Linked DNA regions of Homo sapiens: region 2 is linked to region 1. Evidence: read pairs that join two places in POLR2A ChIA-PET (ENCODE). Cell type or tissue: PC-3. All regions are shown on one strand. Links, peaks and the distances in the headings refer to the core of each region. The heading gives the core; the rest is flanking DNA.

What was found. Peaks named below come from ENCODE experiments on the same cell type or tissue, not always from the same donor. Only the 100,000 strongest peaks of a DNase experiment are listed, where the experiment ranks them.
Region 2: POLR2A ChIA-PET joins it to region 1 with 5 read pairs; 4 of 35 experiments call an interaction of 5 or more read pairs at or near these places.

The regions. Positions count from the first base shown.
Region 1 is chr3:188,198,657-188,209,916 of GRCh38, reverse strand. The region is part of intron 1 of LPP (LIM domain containing preferred translocation partner in lipoma); the gene reads right to left. Among named protein-coding and RNA genes, the nearest start is that of FLJ42393, 26 kb to the right of the region's middle. In PC-3, for the core only: a CTCF peak has its summit at 3,672; no DNase peak of the experiment used is centred there.
Region 2 is chr3:188,000,963-188,012,222 of GRCh38, reverse strand. It overlaps LOC107986166 (a long non-coding RNA gene), which reads left to right. Exons shown (of 5, transcript XR_001741061.2): 3 at 8,235-8,322; 4 at 9,644-9,808. Among named protein-coding and RNA genes, the nearest start is that of LINC01991, 30 kb to the right of the region's middle. In PC-3, for the core only: no CTCF peak of the experiment used is centred there; a DNase peak (open chromatin) is centred at 5,212; H3K27ac peaks cover 898 bases.

The DNA.
Region 1 (11,260 bases), core at 3,111-7,110:
TTTGCCAACTTGAAATCCATTCTTTTTGGATTTTTCCAGTGTGTTACTGCTAAGCAGTCCATTCAGCATATATACTGCTGGCCTTGTGGACTCACAAGTCATACCCTACTAAACACCCATCAGATGGACTTGTCTACTTTATTGAGAAACAACAGAAGATAGACCTGCAAGTCCAGCTGTTCATCTACCTCCACCCCACAGCCCAAGCCACATTCCCACCCTTTGTGGATGAAGCTCAGGGATGCAGATCCCATTCCAAGATCCCCACTCCTGTTCTCAGATCCTGCCAGACCTAAAACTGTCTCCAGGACACAAGGCTATTCCAAGCAACATTAAGAGAGAGCTCTGTAGGAAAAGAGGGTCTTGTCAACACAATTCTCAGAATAAGAAAGCAGCCAGCAGACAGGGCAGCAGGGTCAATTTGCTAATCACGGGGCTGGGAGCTTGTGATCCCTGACAACACCATTCTGAACCTGTGTCTTTCTAAAAAGAGAGAAAAAATGTTATTTTCTTTCACAGTTCTGATGGCACTGTTCGCCGTCAAGGCCCATGTAGTAAGTACAATGATGCCTCCCATTATTAGTGTGTTCTACCTTTTATTAAATGATTTCCCAGTCTCATTGAATCCCTTCCAACAACTATCCCAGGAGGTAGTATTATACCCAATTTAGTGATAGGAAGACTGAGGTTCAGAGAGGTTAAGTATATTCCCAAGGTCACACCAGCAATAAGGAGCAAAAGAAACACTGGTTTAGGAGACTCCAGTTCCAATTCTGTAGACTCCCTTTCCAATTCTGCTACATACTAACTGTTTTAACTCTGGCTAACTTTATTCTGAACCTCAGTTTCTACACCTGAAAATTGGAGATTAAAATAGGCGCTCTGCTTATATCTCAGAGCAGTTATAAGGATCATATGAGATAATGAGAGTGAAAGCCCTATGGAAAAGGGTAAGGCATTATAAAAGTGTAAGGGATTATTGTGTGATTACTTACAAATGACTGTGCATTCCATTACAAATACAAAAAGCAGTGAGGTCATTCGCAAGACAAAGAAACATTAAGTCTCTGGGAATTAAAGGAAAATGATTTGATGTTCTACGGGGTTATGTCTATATGCTGCTCACTCTTGCAGTTCAAAGCTCAGCAGCAGCTGTCAGATTTTCAAACTCCAAGTCACATATGTCTACAGGAAGGCTCAAGACAAAATCTCCCTTTTCAGCTAAAAGCAAATGCTGGGCCAAAAGGAGGTAATAGAGATGGACGTTTCAAAGACCCCCTGAGATTCTCAGTTCCGGAAACGTGGCCTGCGATGTTTTCCTTGGAGAAGCTGTTAGAAACACAGGCTCCAGTCTCTCTGAAATAAGCCCGTGGGGAAATAAACATACAGTAAGGAGCTATTTTCCAGAGAGCACTGAGGATGCTCCCAAGCATGAATTAATCAAGGGCACAAGGTATTTCAAGCTGCAGATACCAAAAAGCTAGTAATCTCCAACCCACTAAACCTCCCAGCCCGGCTCACAGAAGCTTACCCTGGAATTCTAGCATCCCTAGCAGTGGGCAGCAGGCTGAGCCAGCAGATGAGGCTCATTTACATACCAGGTCTTGCTGAAGATCACCTGGGGGCCGCAGGGGACCCAAGGAGCTCTGAGAGCAAGCTGGTCTGGCTTCCTTCAGGCCTTTCCCAACATGCCACTTGTCAGGATTCTCTTCAATTCCTGAAAAGAGCCAAGTCATCTCTGTCATTTGTAGAGGGGCCGGATCTTCGCCAGAAATCCATTCCCAAGGCTGACAAGCACAGAGCCCAGTGAGGTCTGTTTTCTGGTTTGCATTTTATCATTTGCTTCCTGTGCTGATCATTTGAGAAAGACACTAAAGTAATTTATTGCATAGATGTGTGAGCATCTACTATGTGTGCGTGCTTGAATCCCCAGGGATGTTACAGCAAAGAGCTGTGAGATACAAACAACTTCAAGGAGCTCACAAATCCAGTTCAAGACAGAGACTGACTGCAATTGAAGGACAAGATGTTGTAAACTCTATGAGTTCTGCAGAATCCCTCCCAATGGGTGGGTTAGACTTTTGGGCTAGGAATTAAAAGAGGATGGAGCAGGGGGGCACAGATGAAGGAACAAAGGGCATTCCGACAGAAGGAAATATTTAAGCCAGACACAGTGGCATATGTCTATGGTCCCAGCTACTCAGGAGGCCAAGGCAGTATTACTTGAGCCCAGGAGTTCAAGACCAGCCTGGGAAACATAGTGAGATTCCCATCTTTAAAAAAAAAAAAAAAAAAGAAGAAAAAGAAAAGAAAGATTTGAACCCCAGCAATGACTGAGAAGATATGACAAAGACCAGCAAGTTAAAATCAAGCTTAGAAAATGTGGGTGGAGCACGGTGGCTCACACCTGTAATCCCAGCACTTTGGGAGGCCGAGGCAGGCGGATCACCTGAGGTCAGGAGTTCAAGACCAGCATGGCCAACCTGGTGAAACCCCATCTCTACTAAAAATACAAAAACTAAACAGGCGTGGTGGTGTGTGCCTGTAATCCCAGCTATTCAGGGGGCTGAGGCAGGAGAATGGCTCGAACCCGGCAGGAAGAGGTTGCAGTCAGCTAAGATTATGCCACTGCACTCAAGCCTGGACAACAGGGCAAGAGTCCACCTCAAGAAAAAAAAAAAAAAGAAAAGAAAAAAAAAAAAAAGAAAATGTGTAGGTCACTAGTGAGAGAAGTGGGCAGATGGATAGAAATAAACAGAAGTTAACTCAGAAAGGTAGATTGAAGCCAGTTTGTTGTAGCCTGAGGCAATTGAATTCTATGTCTAAAAGCAGAGTGAAAAATAAATAAATAATAAAAGCAGAGTGTTCCTTTACTTCGAGATGCAAAGCTCTGATTATACCATTGATGAGTTTAAGAAAATAGGCTCTTTTGACTCCTCGCTGCCAAATCATAACAACGATAACAATGAAAATTTAATGAGTGTTTACTCTGTGCTAGGTATTATACTAAGCAGGTTACATACATTATCTCATTTAACCCCAGCAATGACCCTGTGAACTAGGCACTCTCACTCCCATATTACAAATGAGAAAACAAAAGCTTAAAGGAAAAGTCAGATGCTCAAATCTCAGAAATAGTAAGTGCAACAGTCCAAAACTAACTGCTTCACATAGCAAACTCAACCCCTTGCAATTCTAGACTGTACTCCCCAGTTCTGGTCTTCTTTCTCATCGCCCAGATTCTCCCCGTCTCATTTCTAAGAGATGAAATCCTCTCCACATAACTAGCATGCATAACAATCTTGTATAACAAAAATAACTGTCTCTGAAATAGTTGACAAAAGTTTATATTTGTTTCTGTCTCTCCATTAGATCCTTGGGATCAGGAACCTTGCCTTTCTTGTGAGCCGGTGTACACAGTGAACACTCAAGAGTTATATATACTTAGTCAGACAATGTCTGTGAAGGTTGGACCAGGAAGGTAACACAATACTAGCTATAATTTCAAACCTTTTTAGCACAGATATTGTACCAATCTCAGCAAGGTTCCCAGAGTCCAAAGGGGAGACACAACCAGGTTGCAAAATGCAGGTCAAAGACCTTGTGGCTCGGGACATCCTGAAGGTCCTGCAGCTACTCTGTGGTTGCAGGACCTCGAACCTCCAGCAGGTGCGCCAAGAGCCAAGATCTTCACAGGGATCTGGACAGATTAAACCTTTCCTTGAAAAAATGAAAAAGCCATGTCCCACTGAGACGGGGATTTGAATTAAAGGAGGTGTGTCTAACAAAGTGGCCCAGGGGTAAGGGAGCTCTAGGCTGAGAGGTCTCAGACCCGTCACATCTCGTGACTCGTGCTAAGCCACTTTGTGTCCCCTTGTGCTGAACCACTCTGCCTCTCAGTGTTAGCAAAAGGAAGGGTAGACACAGTGGTTTTTTAACTTTTATATGTAGCAGCAGAACTTTTCCTTTAAATGGATGCTTTGACAATGTTTAGCTTACAAAATAGGAAAAAGCAGAGCGACTCAGGTTGGCTCTAGCGGTCCCCTTCCTTCCTCCACTTCCCACCACTTTTCACCTCCCTCCGTGCTATATCCCTCAAGATGACTCCTGGAGTCTCTCAGGCTCAGAAGAGAACAGCTTGAAAACCACCAGCCTTCTGAGCTCTTCATAGTACCTTCCAGGTCTGATTCCAGTAAATTCCAAGGTCTGACATGTACCTCCTTAACAAGCAGCTCTGCATTTTCACCAGTGGGATGGGCAACACATGGCGTAGATGGGGTGCAGCAAGGAAGAAAGAAGTCTCAAATTAGAAAACTTACATTATACTCTACTTACAGCTGGGTGCAGTGGCTCAGGCCTGTAATCCCAGCACTTTGGGAGGCCGAGGCAGGCAGATCACTTGAGGTCAGGAGTTCAAGACCAGCCTGGCCAACACGGTGAAACCCCGTCTCTACTAAAAATACAAAAATTAGCTGGGTGTGGTGGTGTGCACCTGTAATCCCAGCTACTTGGGAGGCTGAAGCAGGAGAATCGCTTGAACCTGGTGGGGCGGAGGTTGCAGTGAGCCAAGATTGCACCATTGCACTCCAGCCTGGATGACAGAGCAAGACTCTGCCAAAAAAAAAAAAAAAAAAAAAAAGATTATAATCTATTTAGGACCTGTGTTCTCTCAAGCAAGTTATAAGCAAGTTATTTCATCTCTCTAAACCTCAGTTTTCTCATCTGTAAAATGGAAAATAATATTGTTTATCTACCTCCTAAGGCTTTTATGAGAATTAGCTAATAAACTAGTTGACAGAATTGTACAATATTACAATCACTCCATCCATAAATGTTTCTAGATACTCAAATGGAAAAGCAGGCAGTACTGAGTTCAGGGCAAAAAAGGTGCCCAATAAGTAGCAGGTACTGGTTTCTTTCCTCCCTGGCACTTATCAACATGTTCAATTTGAACCAACAACATGATAGCAAGCAAGAGTTACTGGAAGAAACACATTTTATGTCCCAAATTCTCTATAGCTCATCTTTGAAAATCTTAACAGCTTATCTCAGAAATCTTTGAAACTCATGACCATCTTACACTTCCAAGAGTGACACCCAAGACTGTGGAGGATAAAGAAATGTGAGTTTGAGAAAAACACTCCTCCAGGTCATTGGCACAGGAAGAAGTGTGAAACTTGGCATCCTCACTCCTGACTTCCACATCAACCAGCCAAGCGGCCAGAGAAATCCCATCTGCTCTCTGAGCCTCAATTTCCTTGTCTGTAAAACAGGAACGAAAACAATCCTACCTTCCCCCTCACTAAGATATTGTATGAACAATGAAGCCAACAGGTGTAAAAATATTTCATATAGCTCTACAACTATAAAAAATATTGCCATTGTTATTATAAACTCAAGTAAAAAGTTGAAGCACTGCAAAAAGTTACTTAGAATGTGTCCAAAACTTGAGAATCACCCCCCGCTACTCCAATTGCAAGATTCCCTGTTGCCCTCCTGAGTTACTGCCAAGATTCCCGGCACATCCTAAAGATGCATTTCATTGAGATTTTCCCAGTTGACTCCTCACCAGTGCTCTAAACAACACAAACGATAGCATCCACTCACCCTCAGGCCAGACTCAAGGCCTCCAGGATGAGCCCAATCTATGTTTTTAGCCACGTCTCCCTTTATATTGCTACAAGAACCCCTGGCCCCAGGCAGGAGTGCACCCTCAATTCCACAGGACTCAAAACTTGGCTCATGCTTTCCCCGCCTTGTGCTGTACCTCCAAATCTCAGTGCAAAACCTCTTTACTGCACAGTGGGGAAGTGAGCCCCTTGGGAGTGTTTTCTGATTGGGGTATGGTCAGTAGTGTCTTCACTGGCCCACCCCTTCTCTAAAGATGGCCCCACCAATTCCCAGTGCATAAACATCCACATCAAGATAAAAAGGAAGATGTCTGTAGCTCTTTGTAGTCAACAAAACTTTTCACACAGCTCCTCTTTTTAAATGCTTAATATCAGATGTGTCCATGGTGCCTATTTTACAAATTTTATAGTAAGTGGCTGAGCCAGTAACCATGTGCAAGCCTTTGGCACCAAAGCCTGCACACACCACTCTCTCTTCCCCCAAAGTGGGTGTAATTTAAACCCTGCTATAAGGCCAGGGGCTCATGCCTGTAATCCCAGCACTTTGGGAGGCCAAGGCAGAAGGATTGCTTGAGCCTAGGAGTTTGAGACCAGCCTGGGCAACATAGCGAGATCTTCTCTCTACAAAAAAGAGAAAAAATATATATACATATTTGATATGTATATATATTTAAATATATATTTATATATATTTAAATATATATATATTTAAATATATATTTATATATATTTAAAAATATATATATATTTAAATATATATTTATATATATTTAAATATATATATTTATATATATTTAAAAATATATATATATTTAAAAATATATATATTTATATATATTTATATAAATATATATTTATATTTATATTATATATATATTTATAAAAATATATATTAATATATAAATATTAATATATATTTATATAAATATATGTATATATTTAAATATATATGTAAATATAAAATACATTTTTAAATATTTTTATTATATTTTATTATAATGAAATTATATTATATATTATATATTTTACTATACTATATTAATATAAAATATATTGTATTACAATATGCTGTATTATAATTTAATATATATAATATATAATATATAAAATTATATATAATTTAATTACAATATAATTATATATAATTATAATATAATATACATTTTATATTTATATTATAAATAAATATTTTTACTATAATTTAATTATTATATAATTATAATAAATATTTTTATTATAAATAAAAAACATATAAATTGTTTCTCTTTCCTTCTTTTTGCCAGCAAATATATATAAAATAAACCCTGCAATAAAAGGTACAGGAGGTCTGGCTCCCCGGCCAGCTCCCCACGTGACACTGGACAAATCACTCTCCCTCTGTGAATCACAGTTTCTTCATCCATAAAATGAGGGTTCTAGAGTCACCTCATATATCCACACATCCTTTTCCCTCCCAAGAAAAGACTTCAGAAATGAAACCTCCATGAGCAGCAAACAAGGAAACATCTCACATATGTTTAGTCAGTTCCATCCCTGAGCTTCCTCTCCCAACCTCGAAAGCCCATCCAAAAAGAAGGAAAAGGGACCAACCTGAATATCAGAAAGCCACCACAACCCTACAGGACAGCACAGGGAACGCACGCGGCTGCCATCCCCAGGCAGACAAGCAAGCCACTCCCCAGGATCAACTGCAGTCATGGTCATAGCGCGTGAACCTTGTCAGCAAATTGCTGGTTTGAATGGCAATTTTTTAAAAGCTCAAGATGCAAGAGCATTGATGCAGACGACACAGTCTGCTCCCTACATGCCTCATGGCTTATGGGCCTCACACAGGAGTCCATGCAAGAATCTCTCTTTTTCACATCTCTCTTCGGTGTCAGCAAGTACTGCTGCTGCCTGACCACAATGTGGAGACAGTATCTGTGTGGCACGCCACTGTGCCCTTTCCATGTATTCTCTAAAAGTCCAAATGCTGGCTGCCAGGGCCCTCCCAGAACCACAGGATCCTAAATCTGGCAAAACTCAGGTACCCACTAGTCTAACACCTGTAAACTACAGTTTGAGGCATTCATTCATTCAAAAAGCATTACTGATGTTTACATGATGCATGGTGCCAAGACGAGGCTACGTTTCTGCTCTCAAGGACCTGCTCCAATATCTGAAATGGCTTCCCAATGGCAACAGGGGAAGTCCAAGTGCTTTATCTAGTAGCTCTAGTTTCTCCACAACCGGGACCGAAGCTTCTATTGCCACCATAAACTTTCTCCCATTGCCACTCAACACATATTCTTTGCTTTATTTAAACTAAACTCTTGGCTCACCTTGTCCCCTCTGCTTGACCTGCTATCCTTCCACTCCCAACACCAAATATCCACGTCCTACACATCATCAAGCACACTCGTAGTCTTCAACAGGAATGAGATGACCCTTTGGAGAAAGACAGTTTTTTATCTGTGGTGTCTTCATGTATTAAAGGACGTCTAACTTCCCTGGCCCCAACCACTAAATGCCAATGGCAGCCTGATCTCCAGTCGTTGGGACAACAGAAGACACCCCATTATGCTGCTATTTTGTCTTATTGAGATGGAATCTCACTCTGTCACCCAGGCTGGAGTGCAGTGGTATGATCTCACCTCACTGCAACTTCCACTTCTTGGGTTCAGGCCACTCTCCTGCCTCAGCCTCCCAAATAGCTGGGATTACAGGCATGCGCCACCACTCCTGGCTAATTTTTGTATTTTTAGTAGAGATGGGGTTTTGCCACGTTGGCCAGGCTGGTCTCGAACTCCTGACCTCAAGTGATCCGCCCGCCTTAGCCGCCCAGAGTGCTGGGATTACAGGCATGAGCCACCACGCCTGGCATCCGTCACATTTTTAAATGCCCCATAATGAGATGGTACTACCCCCAAAAGAGAATCACCGGATCACAGACTATATAAAACTCTCTACTTCTCAGCCCAGTCAGAATAATCTCTCTTCCCTGGATTTGCTGAGCCTGCTGTGTAGGGCATTGATCAACATCTTCCTTGCCCTGTTCTAACTGTGTGCCTGATTTATTCTCCTTCCCAGTATTGGCTCCCAGTGGAAGAATCCTTGACTTCTCTCTCCCCACATTGCCAAATCCAGCTCAGGGACAGGTCCATAGTAAGTGTTTAATAAATGTTTGTGAAGAAATTTTGTAAACAAGACAACTGTCCTAGGGTATGACTCCCAGGAGGAGATTAAACTGAACTGGAAAATTGCAAATCAACTGCTGTCGTCAAAAATAAGAACTCAGTTCAGAAACTGAACGTGGGCAACTGGCCTGTTTTTTCAGGGTATTAATTATATTAAGTTTATATATTTTACATAAATAAACAAATATTAAACATAATTTCATAGTGTAATTATATTACAGTGTTATAATTACTTATAAACATTAAGTATTTCAGAATAATAACTCCTGGGGATTTTAAATGGATAAGTTGGGGGTAGATATATTCTCTTGGCTGGCTCAATCAGACTATTTCCACCAGCTAGAGTGCCTTTCTGCATCACAGAAGCCGACTTAAAAATTACATTCCCCATACTTCCTCAAAGCTAGTAAATTAGGTTCCGCCAGTAAGATTTCCTTGTGTGTGATCTGGAAGGTGGAAGTGAAGCTGAATCTTCCTGCTACTATTTCTACTGGCAAGCAATACCAGGGAATCATGAAGGGCAAAAGGACACTCCATAGGCCAATCCAGTGCCCCATCACTAACTATTAAGATGTTGAGAAAAGTTTCTGAGGCCTCAGCAGTGGCTTCCTAATCACATCTTCCTTATCCCTGGATTGTGGCTAACCAGCCTGACCAATATGATGAAACCCCGTCTCCACTAAAAATACAAAAATTAGTGGGGCATGGTGGCATGTGCCTGTAATCACAGTTACTCGGGAGGCTGAGACAGGAGAATCTCTTGAACCTGGGAGGCAGAGGTTGCGGTGAGCCGCGATCGCACCACTGCACTCCAGCCTGGGCAACAAGAGTGAAACTCCGTCTCAGAAAAAAAAAAAAAAAAAAATTCTTAAACCCAGTAGCTCCAGTCTTTTCAATAACTTTGTTAGCATCTCTTTCCTGTTAAATTATACAGAATGTCTTTCCTGAACTTTGTTAGATGCAGGAGGGAAAAAAAAATAGATAAATTAACCGATCACTCATTCTTTATTTATTTGGCTGAGACCTATGTCTGTCTATATCTAAAAGCTTCTCCCTTGCCTCTGTGAAGGAACAAAAAATATCTCAGTTTAGTATAAGAAGCCAAATAGGGCCAGGCGCGGTGGCTCAAGGCTGTAATCCCAGCACTTTGGGAGGATCACCTGAGGTCAGGAGTTCGAGACCAGCCTGGCCAACATGGTGAAACCCCGTCTCTACTAAAAATACAAAAGTTAGCTGGGCATGGTGGTGTGCACCTATAGTCCCAGCTACTCGGGAGGCTGAGGCAGGAGAATGTCTTGAACCTGGGAGGGGGAGGTTGCAGTGAGCCAAGATCACGCCATTGAACTCCAGCCTAGGTAGGCAACAGGAAAACCCCATCTCACAGAAAAAAAAAAAAATCCAAAATAGACCTAGAACTCCAGGGTTACATAAGCAGTCGATGTAATCAGCAAATCAGAGTTACACAAACTAGTTTATGGACAATATAAACGCTAATTCATATACAATGAAGCATGGTTATAGCGTAACTACTGATCCTTTCCTTAGGATTCCTGGCTTGACCTTTGTTTTCCTGATTTGCCAGTGAATACTCAGCACCATACAGGTGCGCCTGCTGCATACCCTGTGGCTCTACCTCCGTGCAGCTCCACAGAGACGTCTGTTCCTCCTTTTTGGCCAAAAGGAGCCTCCGTTGTATTTTCCAACAAAGGCTCCAGCAAATTTTCCGTCCCACATGCTCTTCCAGAACTTGGCCACCCCACCAAGATGTAAAGTCTATTGCCTCTCCCCTTGAATCTAAGCGAGTTGGGGACTACTCCGACCAATAAAGTATAGCGAGATGATGCATCTACAGCTTCTTCCTGCACCTGCTAATGCTCACTCGCTCTCTTTCTCCCTCTCTCCCTTCCTCTCAAGGCTTGCCCTTTGGAAGCAGCCACCAGGCTGTGAGGAAGTCCAGGCCACATGGAAAGACCACATGTAGATATTCTGACCAACAGGCCTGGTTAACGTCTCAGATGTCATGTGAGTGAGTGAGCAACCATATCCCTCTAGCACCCAGCCTTCGAGTCTTCCAGCTGAGATCCCAGGCATTGTGGAGCACAGAAGCGTCATTCCCCCTTTGCTCTGTCCAAGTTCCTGATCCACATAATCCATGAGCATACTAAACGATTGTTGTATACCACTGAGTTTGGGGGTAATTTGCTACACAGTAATAAACAATTGGAACAAAGCCCAGCCCTTTCTTTTACCTTCACCTGGTGCCTGCTCTGACCATGCAGATGTGACTTTCTCATCTGGTGACCCACGTTTTTCATGGACACCAGTTTCTCTAGGGTTGTCAGTGGTGGGCAGAAGGGCAGGGGTGAGTTCTGCAACAATAATAGCTCTGAGACACTGCACAGTTCATGGGGAATGCAAATGAATCAACATAAACATGGGACCCAACAGCCCCAG
Region 2 (11,260 bases), core at 2,890-6,889, 200 kb after region 1:
ACCTATAGGGAGAAAATCTCCAAGATCAATGGCTGAGCAAAGAGCTCTTAAACTTGACACCAAAACACAATCCATAAAAGTAAAAAGTGATAAATAGTACACTATCACAATTAAAAATTTTTGCCTTGTGAAAAGGCCCTGTTAACAGAATGAAAAGACAAGTTACAGACTGGGAAGAAAATACTTGCAAATCACATATATGATGAGGGATTAATATCTGGAATATGCATAGAGAGAACTCTATCACTTAAAATTCCTAGAGGGAATGTAAAATGGTACAATCTCTTTGGAAAATAGGTTGAAAATACCTTTTTTAAAAAGGATACATGCAACTACCATACATCCCAACAATTGCACTTTTGATTATTTATCTCAAAGAAATAAAGATTTGTGCTCATGCAAAATCCTGTATGTGAAAGCATACAACAGCTCCATTCATACTAGCCCCAAACTGGAAACAACCCAGAAGATGTTCTTCCATGGGTGAATAAACAGTGGTACATTGGCCAGGCATGGTGGCTCATGCCTGTAATCCCAGCACTTTGGGAGGCCAAGGTGGGCAGATGACCTGAGGTCAGGAGTTCAAGACCAGCCTGGCCAACGTGGTGAAACCCCATCTCTACTAAAAATACAAAAATTAGCCGGGTGTGGTGGCACACGCTTGTAGTCCCAGCTACTAGGGAGGCTGAGGCAGGAGAGTTGCTTGAACCTGAGAGGTGGAGGTCGCAGTGAGCCGAGATCATGCCACTGCACTCCAGCCTGGGTGAGAGAGGGAGACTCTGTCTCAAAAACAAAGCAAAACAAACAAACAAACAAAAAAACAGTGGTATTGTGGGAAGTCAGGGACCCCAAACGGAGGGACTGGCTGGAGCCATGGCAGAAGAACATAAATTGTGAAGACTTCATGGACATTTACTAGTTCCCAAATAATACTTTCGTAATTTCTTATGCCTGTCTTACTTTAATCTCTTAACCCTGTTATCTTCGTAAGCTGAGGATGTACATCACCTCAGGATCGCTATGATGATTGTGTTAACTGTACAAATTGATTGTAAAACATGTGTGTTTGAACACTGTGAAATCAGTGCACCTTGAAAAAGAACAGAATAACGGCGATTTTTAGGGAACAAGGGAAGACAACCATAAGGTCTGACTATCTGCAGGGTCGGGCAAAAAAAGCCATATTTTTCTTCTTGCAGAGAGCCTATAAATGGATGTGCAAGTAGGGAAGATATCGCTAAATTCTTTTCCTAGCAAGGAATATTGATATTAATACTCTGTGAAAAGAATTGTGTTCCTGATGGGGTGGAGATCTATAAACGGCCGCTCTGGGAATGTCTGTCCTACGCAGCTGAGATAAGGACTGAGATATGCCCTGGTCTCCTGCAGTACCCTCAGGCTTACTAGGGTGGGGAAAACCCCATCCCAGTAAATTTGAAGTCAGACCGGTTCTCTGTTCTCGAACCCTGTTTTCTGTTGTTAAGATGTTTATCAAGACAATACGTGCACCGCTGACCATAGACCCTTATCAGTAATTCTGCTTTTGCCCTTTGCCTTGTGATCTTTGCTTTTGTCCTTTGCCTTGTGATCTTTGCTCTCCTTTTTGCCCTTTGAAGCATGTGATCTTTGTGAGCTACTCCCTGTTTGTACACCCCCTCCCGTTTTGAAATCCTTAATAAAACTTGCTGGTTTTGTGGCTCAGGTGGGCATCAAGGTCCTACCGATATGTGATGTCACCCCCCGTGGCCCAGCTGTAAAATTCCTCTCTTTGTACTCTTTCTCTTTATTTCTCAGACTGGCTGACACTTACGGAAAATAGAAAGAACCTACGTTGAAATGTCAGGAGTGGGTTCCCCCAATACAGTGGCACATTTATTCATCGAATACTACTCAACAATGAGAAGGTACCAACTATTGATACACACACACCCTGGATGAATCTTCTGATAGGAATTATCCGGTTTTGACACAGCCAATTTCAAAGGGTTACATATGGTATGATTCCACTTATATTACATTCTTGAATTGACAACATTATACAAACAGAACAGAATAGTGGTTGCCACAGTTAAGGAAAGGGTTGGGGCAGAAGAGAAGTAGGTGGGCCTGTAAAAAGACAATGTAAAGGATCCTTAGGGGATGGAAAGATTCAGTATCTTGACTATATGAACATCAACATATTGATTATAATATTACACTATAGATTTGCAAGATGTTAACATAGGGAGAAACTGAGTAAATGTACAAAGGATTTCTCTGTATTATTTCTTACAAGTACATATGAATCTACAATTACCTCAAAATAAAAAGTTTAATTAATAAAAGTTCAGAGGAGATCAAACTAGGATGGTGATTCCAGGAGTGGTGGAGCTTCAGAGGAGGGTGGTGTTGGAGAAAAACACAAATGAGAGAAATAATTTGAAGAGCTACTTTAGTGGTCCTTACTCCCCCACCATAATCATGGTATCTTGGGTTGACTGAGATTGTGTGTATGCCTCTGGATAAGGGCAATTCTTGTTTGCTCAGTTACTTGGTACAAAGGATGGCGAGGGACTTCTCCACCTTGCGTCCCTTGTTGCCTTGGAGCACTGTCCTGTTCTGATCTATTAGTAACTTTTGGAGGCAAATCAAAGAGCCATTGATAGAAGGCTTTGAGGGGCTAAACTGCCCTCTCACTGGTCCTAGTATCAAAGTTTGGAGACGTTACATAAAGAAATTTTCTAAAATTCTCCAAGATAGTGAGGAGGTGGTGGTGGAAGGGTAGTGGGGATGTACTGAATGAATATGAGCTTGCCCATTGAGCCCATAGAATAAAAAGAAGAAGAAAAAGTAGGGGAACACTGGCTTCCAGAGGGAAGGCAAGATCATGCTTTTCCCTCCTTCACACCCATGTCCTTGCCACAGCCACACTCCCCTTCAAAGATGAGTCAGGGCTGTCAAAGGCAAGAGTATTATGGACTCCTGATTTGGGGGGTGAGTTTTCACAGGGCTGAGCTAACAGCTTGAATGTTCACCCTTCTCCCTCCTTCTCCTGGGGCTTCTCTCCCTGTTGCTTGGAAGCGGACTGTGCTTGGAAGGTGGCTGTCCCTGGGAAGGCCTGGGGGCTGGGGCATCAGGAGGGTTTTGTTCTGTTTCCTCCTGTAGCCCAGGCAAGAGAAGACTTGATGAGTTCTTGTGGCCCAGCTAGACAGGAGCCTGACTGAGGTCTAGGGTGTGGGCCCAAGCTTGTGGTGATGAGGTGCTCCTCTGCCTGCTCCTGCCCTGCATGGCTCCTGGAGAAGCACCCATGGCAGCTGGCTTGAGGGCTTGTATCCTGGATCTGGAATTTCCAAAACTGAGAGAGAAAGCATGAGAACAAGAAAGAGCAAGCAAGGGAAGTGTGGTGGAGAGAGAGAGACAGACTATGTGCCTTGGCTTATGCCTGTAATCCCAGCCCTTTGGGAGGCTGAGGCGGGTGAATCACTTGAGCTCAGGAGTTTGAAACCAGCTTGAGCAATATAGTGAAACCCTGTCTCTACTAAAAATTAAAAAAAAAAAAAAAAGAATTAAGCCAGGTGTGGTGGCATGTGCCTGTAGGCCCTGCTACTTGGGAGGCTGGGGTGGCAGGATCGCTTGAGTCCAAAAGGTTGAGGCTACAGTGAGCTGAGATCATGTGTCTGCACTCCAGCCCAAGTGGCAGACCGAGACTCTGTCTCAAAAAATAAAAGAAAAAAATAAAGATACAGAGAGACAAAGAGCAAATGAACAGAATATAACCACTTCATTTCTTTCTTCCTTTCTTTCCATATACCCCTTACGTTTTTATCCTGTCTTCCTCACCATCTTAACCTCCCCTTACATGATTTGGTTGTTTGCATTTTGGCCTTGTCTTGTTTTTATTTTAGCTTTGTCTTTTAGTGCTTGTATTGGTTTTTAGTAAATGACAGAAAATTCTCTAAGTCAACCCCGGGTCTTTACAGTGGGCTACGTGCTCTAATCCCCAGTCTCCACTCCCTGCATCTTTAGCCTCTCCCTGTCTCTCCCTCCAGTCCAGCCACACTTGACTGCTTACTGTTCCTTGGACATGCTAGGAGGAACCACCTCAGGGCCTTGCATTTGCTGTTTCATTTGCTGACTGCCTGCCCCACGCACCACCCTGCAAATTGCCACATGGCTGGCTAGTTCCCGTTCCAGGTCTTGCCTTAAATGTCATGTTTTCAGTGAGGTAGTCCCTGAGCATCCTATGTGAAATTGCATCACCCCTTCAACGCTCCTTACCCTCTTCTTGGTCTGCTTTATTCTCCAAAGCACGTGTAACTCTCTGACATACTCTGAATTTTACTCTTTTATCTTACTCATTGTCTGAGTTCTTCAATTAGAGTGTGACCGCTACAGGGGCGGGGCTTTTTGTCTGTTTTGTTCACTACCAAATGTGTCTATAACAGACCCTGGCGTATAGTAAGCAGTCGGGAAATACCTGATAAATAAATGAATGGAATAAGGGAATGGATAAAATTCTTACTGGTGCTAGACAAGATATAGTTTACATACGATACATCTCTAATAGTGTAAATTAAGTATATTAAATATTCTGTCAATTAATGTAATATTATTAAATATATTTAATAGTAATATTTAAACATTTCTTAAAAGTATATGACTTTGAAAAGAATACTGGACTGAAATTTAAAGAGTTGGGGTCAGTTCCGGAATCTTCAAAACAGATTCAACAGGGAAGAAGCATTTAATTTCCCTGCCTCGGTATCTACACTTGTGAAATGAGTATGATACTCTCTGTGTACCTCACGGGATTATCATGAGAATCAAATAACATATTGAATGTGGAAGTGTAAAAATGCAAAGGTAAATCACACGTATCCTCAAATCTCTGCCATGATAGAACGGTGGTATTAATGGTTAGTTATCATGTAATGAAGGAATTCAGAAAGTGCTCTTACTTATCCTCGTGGTGATAGCGACACACAGTATGACAAGAGCGCCGACTACTCTGTGGGACTTAATTGTCATGAGGTACCGTGCGGTTCTCTGAGAAACTTATCCTATGAAACCTGAGTGTCATTCGGGAGCTTATCAGCAGTGCTTCTTGAGGGGAAAGGAGAGCAGAGCAGCAGAGCCTGGCGATGTCATGGAATATTCCTTCCTTTCTTCCATTCCCCGAGCTCTGTGCTGTTGCATTTCTGGCTGCGTATTATTGACAGAGGAAATGCTGATTCATGGGTCTGAGTTATAGGAAACCTTGTTTCCTGGTGGAGAAACAAGCCCGGTGGTGCTGCCAGCATCCTCCTCTGCCAGTTTCTGCCACATGGCCCTGCTTCTGGGCCTGCACCCAGGCGGGCTGTGAAGCAGTAAGGCCAACTCAAGCGCGACCAATGAGGTCACTTTCCCTGGTGAACTGAACTAAGCTGAGACTCCTCTAGGGCCTCTGGAGGCTCTTCAGCTCTGATCTCACGATACCTTTCCAGCCCATCTCCAGCTGCTCCCTCTGGCTCCCCATGCTGCTGTCATACATGGCTACTCCCAGTTCTTTGTGAACACCTTGTATTTTCCAGTCTCTATGCCCTGGCTCATGGTGTTCCCTGCCTGGAATGGCCCCTGACCAAGTGTCGGCTCATTGAAATCCTACCCATGCTTCAACTCTGCTAAATTGCTTCTCGCTATGTGAAGCCTGCTAGATTTCCTTGTATTTTTTCCTTTCTTCCTTTCTTGCTTTTTTTTTTTGTAGGGGATTTTCAAATATACACATAAATAGACAGAATTATCTGATGAACTTCCATGTACCCTCGCCCAGCTTCAACAATTCTGATTCTTCTTGAACAGCACTTGTTCTTTCCTTCTTTGAGCTTCCTCAGCAGCTCTCATGTTCTGTGCATAACCCATAATTGCTGAATTGAGTGGGAAGAAGGTGACTCTGTGGATTTAGGGCGCTCCTTTTAGCCACCCCCCACAATAAGGAAACTGAGGCCCAGAGAAGTGAAGTGAGTTGCCCGATGTTATAAGACAGGTGGTGGCAAATTGAGATCAGATTCTTTTGAAGGGCCTCACAATCTAATTAGAAAGCATGGATAACATACTTATAACATGTATATGTTAGCAGATCTCAAGTACTACAGGGGCTCAAGTTATTAGTAAGTGTGTGTTGAATGAATAAATTAAACTTCCATTCAATTGATTAATGAGATGACCTCTTAAGCTTGGCACTGAGTAGTCCACTGGTCCTCTCCATTCTATCATCTGACATCAACATGCTGAAGGAGATTCCTGACTTCTGTGGAGAAAAATCCTATACAATTATAATGGCCAGTATGAGTTAGTGAGAAGTTTAAACTGGTAAATATTCAAAAATAAATTTTGTTTTCTTACTACATGGAGTAGAGAGTAGGCATTTTGTATCTGAAGAACCTAAATACTCAGAGTTAATTCTTACTGGAAAGGTAAGAATATAAATTAAGGGAGTCTGAAGTTCTGTGGCTTGAAGCACTTGTACATTTGATGACTTGGGAAAAAGACATAAAAAGTATGGCAAGATAAAGCAAGACATAAAAAGCCAGTCCTGGGATAATGGCAATTTTTCATCTTGATCCAGACCTATCTCAAACCTGGATCTTAGAAGTACGGCAAGGGGTCATTTGGATGTCCAGCCTGAGGTGCCCTGACTTTACTCTGTAGCCATGGGAACACAGATCCGGTCATCAGGCAAGCACCAAAGCTGTTGCCAGTGGGACAGGGTGGTGGATAGAAAATGTGTGTGACTTTTCTTCATAAAAGTGAGTTAAGACACAATTTGAGATTCTTTTTTTTTTTTTTTTTTTTTTTTTGAGACAGAGTCTCGCTCTGTCGCCCAGGCTGGAGTGCAGTGGCGCAATCTCAGCTCATTGCAAGCTCCGCCTCTTGGGTTCACGCCATTCTTCTGCCTCAGCCTCCCCAGTAGCTGGGACTACAGGTGCCCGCCACCATGCCCGGCTAATTTTTTGTATTTTTAGTAGAGAAGGGGTTTCACCGTGTTAGCCAGGCTGTTCTCAATCTCCTGACCTCGTGATCGGCCCAAAAAAGATGGCCTGAATCAGAGTCTTTCTGCAGGTTATGCAGAAGCAGCGCGTAATCACTGTATGCCTTGGCAGGTGTCGCACCCAGGCATCCACCAGGCATTCTGACAGCTCTGTCCCATGAGCTCATCTGAAGGATGGTGGTGGTCACCTCAATGCCTAGGTCACAGGGTGGTTCTGAGGTTCACCAAAGTAAAGGATGAGAGAATGATTTGTAACCTGCGAAGTGCCTCGTTAAGGTCCTGACAGCTTCATATCTGCTGTTCTTATTAGGGATAGCTAGTGGTACCTGCCAACATCAGAGACATTGCCCTGAAGGCGAGAGAGGATACAAAGAGGAGTTCTTAGAACTAGGGGTTGCATTTCCCATTTTAGTGTGGGCCAGAGACCCGGGTAAGGAGAGCACTGGGGACATTCCTGGAACTTTTGTCCCTTCCCTACACTCATCACTTTCTGTTGGTATCCCTGTGCAGATGATCATAAAATGTATCAAAATAAAACTTGCCCTAGGTGCCAGTTTTAGGGGCAGCAAGTTGAAGGGTGGGTACTTGCGAGGACATGGGGTGGTGAGAAGTGTTTTGCATTCTGTAGGCAGCCTGCAATTATGAAGAGAGAAAAATGGGTAGAATTTTAAACTTTGTGGGGGAAAAAGAGGATTTTAGGAGTACAGGGCAGAAGGATGGAATGTGCCCCTGAATTGGGCTGGTGGGGAGTCCTTTCATGTACAGGAAGGAATAAAATACTGCTAAAAGGAGATTTATGACATTCACTACAGTCAGATAGGATAGTAGATGACAGTTTGCTCTCTAAAATCCGTAAGGACACATTTCCTCCTAGGGAAAAGTATCCTTCCTCCCACCGCACCTGGCACAGGCATACACATCTATTTATTTCCTTAATAAAGTATTTCTTCAAGGAGATTAGATAGGTAAGTGCGTCCTAGCACTAAGTAACCATTACTCATCCCAAATGTGGTCTTCAGTACAATAAACCTTAATTAAACACCATAAAGGGACAGGATACTTGTTCAGGCCTCTAGGGGACACAAATTGGAACAGAACTTGAGCCCTCAACATGTCTATAGCTTAGCAAACTCATGTGGCTCAGAGCCTTCACAACAAAGCAGGAAAGGCAAGGCCTCCCTTTTCACCTACAAAGGATTCATCTTCTTCTATACCCTCTTTGTTACAGGACAGTAATGCTTCCAAGCTAGAGGCATTCAAGGAGTGGCCCAGAGAACATGTCATTCAGGGCCTGGAAGATTTCCATCAGCATTCAGGTAAAGGCCTTGGCCCCTGGAGCCTGTCTCACCAGGAGGGAGCCCGGCAGGAAAAAAACAGTTGGGTTGTACTGAGCTGATCTCATTAGTGCTAGGGTTAATCCTGAGGTTAATGTATATTCGTTAGATTTTTTTTGTTTGTTTCCTGGTGAAATATTTCCATCCCTAAGCTGAGTTACTCTGTAAACTTCGGCATGGATTTAGCTGCATTCTCACTGAAATGCAGTGCCAGTCAGTGTACAAAAAAAAGCCCTAAGATCTTCCTTTAAAAGGGCTATATTTGAGTGTTCAGGTCAGATAATAAGGCCCAGAGAAGGTACAGAAGAAATGAAGAGTCTGCACTTATGTGCCTGTAAATGTTTAACAAATGGCTCTGTGGGGTGAAGGGGAAGCCCTGTTTGTAGTATTTGCTGATTTCTGCTGTGTAAATACTCCCACTGTGCCTGATTTCAAGCTACCAATACGATGCTCACTGAATGTGGAGCTAGGAAGAGATGCCAGGGTCAGCTCTTGTGAGCTGGTACCTGTTGGCTCCCGTACACCGCTAGCCAGCAGTCAGAACAGACACAACGAGAACACACTTGGAGGAGAGGAGGAGTTGGAACTCAGATGAGGAGGTTAGGTAGGTGTGATGGTGAATGTGGGAGTGTCAGCAGCACACGAAGATAAGCAAGAGGTGGACAGGCTGAGCGGCAGCCAGCATCAAGCCAGCCATAATAAATGGTCATCCTAAGAAAGACAGCTACTATTCACTGAGCAATGCTATGTGTCAAGAATTCAGTCTGCTTTGTGATGTATTCTCACAGTATCTCTGCAAGGGTAATTTTATTCCTATTTAACAAATGAGGAAATTGAGGCCTAGAGAGATAAAGCAACTAGTCATGTAAGAAGTGGTTAGGTAAGAGTGCAAACCTGCTGTTTGTTTCCACTCTACCATCAAGCTAGGGGGAGGCTGGGAATAAGTCCTGTTCCTAGACAGGCAGGCTATGGAGCTGTTGGTGGTAGACTTTAATTCCAACAGTTTTGTAGGAATGAGGACCCTGGGTGGATTATGAAATCAGAGATAAGATGAGTCACTGGACCCAGGGTGCAAGGTCAGAAAGGGACAAACTTGATGCTGGGTCACCTGACTGCTAAATGTCCTCTCACTGAAGACAATAAAAGCCCTCAATCCTGGAGTGGAGCAGAGAATTAAGTTGAGAACTCTTGCAGTGTCAACCACGCAAGGTATCAGTGACCAAGTCCTTGTGGATGCAGTTGGGACTTCTGAGGAAATACCCTATATAGGATAACTATGGATATCTATGTTTTATATCAATAGGGGTCTACAGTCCTACAGAGCTGTAATACAGCCTACGGAAACGAGTTTGAAAATGGAAAACTATGCTGAATAAACTGCTTATGACCCAACATCATTCCAAAGCAGAGTTGAGACTATGGTATAGCCGTGCACAGTGTAAGGCATGAAGGTTGGACGAGGATCCAGGTGAGTTAGGTAATGGAAGAGGGATGTGACAAAGCGTGCAGAACCGAAAGCCTCAGGATGAGATGAAGAAGGAGTGAAGGAAGCCTGGGAATTATATTAAAGAAAACTAGAGGAAAACCACCTTTCAGGTAGAGGGTCAAGAAGGCCCAGGACTAAGAAGAGCCTGAAAGGTCTCCAGGGAATGTGACACTGGTGCAAAAGGGAAATGGAGTAATAATAAGTGGCTGATAAATCAGATTAAACTTTGCTGGTATTTGCTATCTGTAGATAGCTTATGTTCCTGAAGTTCCTTTCCTGAGTAGCAGAGTTTAATGGTGTCTCTTAACTGTCAGTATTCTGTGTGAGCATTGAGAGTTGAAAGATAGAATTACAGTGACACAAGGTGGGGAATTTATTATTCAAAGAAAAACCAGATTGAAGTGGGATGTTGTGGTTGTAGATGCCCTGTCTATGAAGGACAAATCTCCCTTTTCATTCTGGAGTGCAGTAGCCAAAATCTGTGCCATTACATGAGTGAGCCCTTTACTACAACAACCTTATGAGATAAGGTCTCCTATTCTTCCCATTTTAAATTACAGAGAAGGAAAGTTTACCCTGCTAAGAAATGGCAGAATTAGGATTTGAACCTCATATACCCTTTAGAACCTGAACCTATATTATTAGGGCAAACCATATAAAATTTTCTGGGTTTTTTAGTATTTTATATTGGATGTCGGTAATTCCCAATCACATTATTTTGACCCTCAGTGTACTGAGAATACCATAGAAGTAAACAGATTTTGCTGTTTCAAGAAGCAGAATAGTCAGTTTCAGCTGCAACACAGTGTCTTGTCTTTTGTCACTTGTGATGCTAGTGGTGGGAATAGAACTTTTTAAGGAGCAGAGAGGATAAACTTGTGAGATTTTCAAGCATGTGGAAGTGACTTGAATGGATTCCCTTTAGGCAATGGACACCTGGATAGAGATCCAGGAAGAGACCACCCAGACGGTGAGCTACTTGAAGAGCCAGCATGGTTTCTGGCAGACAGTGTTGGTTAATAAACAGTGAACACTGAACGTGTATGCCTGTGTCAGATTTCACACTGAGATGACATAGTAATATGGCTCTCCCCTGGTGTGTACATTCACTACTCACCAACTCAACATCTTGGCACAAGGTTGAAAGTTTGGACCAGAGCAAATTTTGGCAGAGCAAATGGTGTTGGGGTGGAAAAGTCAGCGTTTGCTCAGATTGTTCTTGCACTGTCCAAGCCAGGTGGCTTCAGGAACATTGTTCATACTTCCTAAGTCTTCTGTTAAGTGAGCAGGCTTATTCTTTCCAAAGTTCTCTCTAGATGGTTGGGAGGCTGTTAACAGCTTAGAGAAAGTCTTTGTGAGCAAAAAAAAGCAAAAAACAAAAAAACAAAACAAAACCCCACAAAACCAAAAACATTATTTGAGGTGGGGTATAAA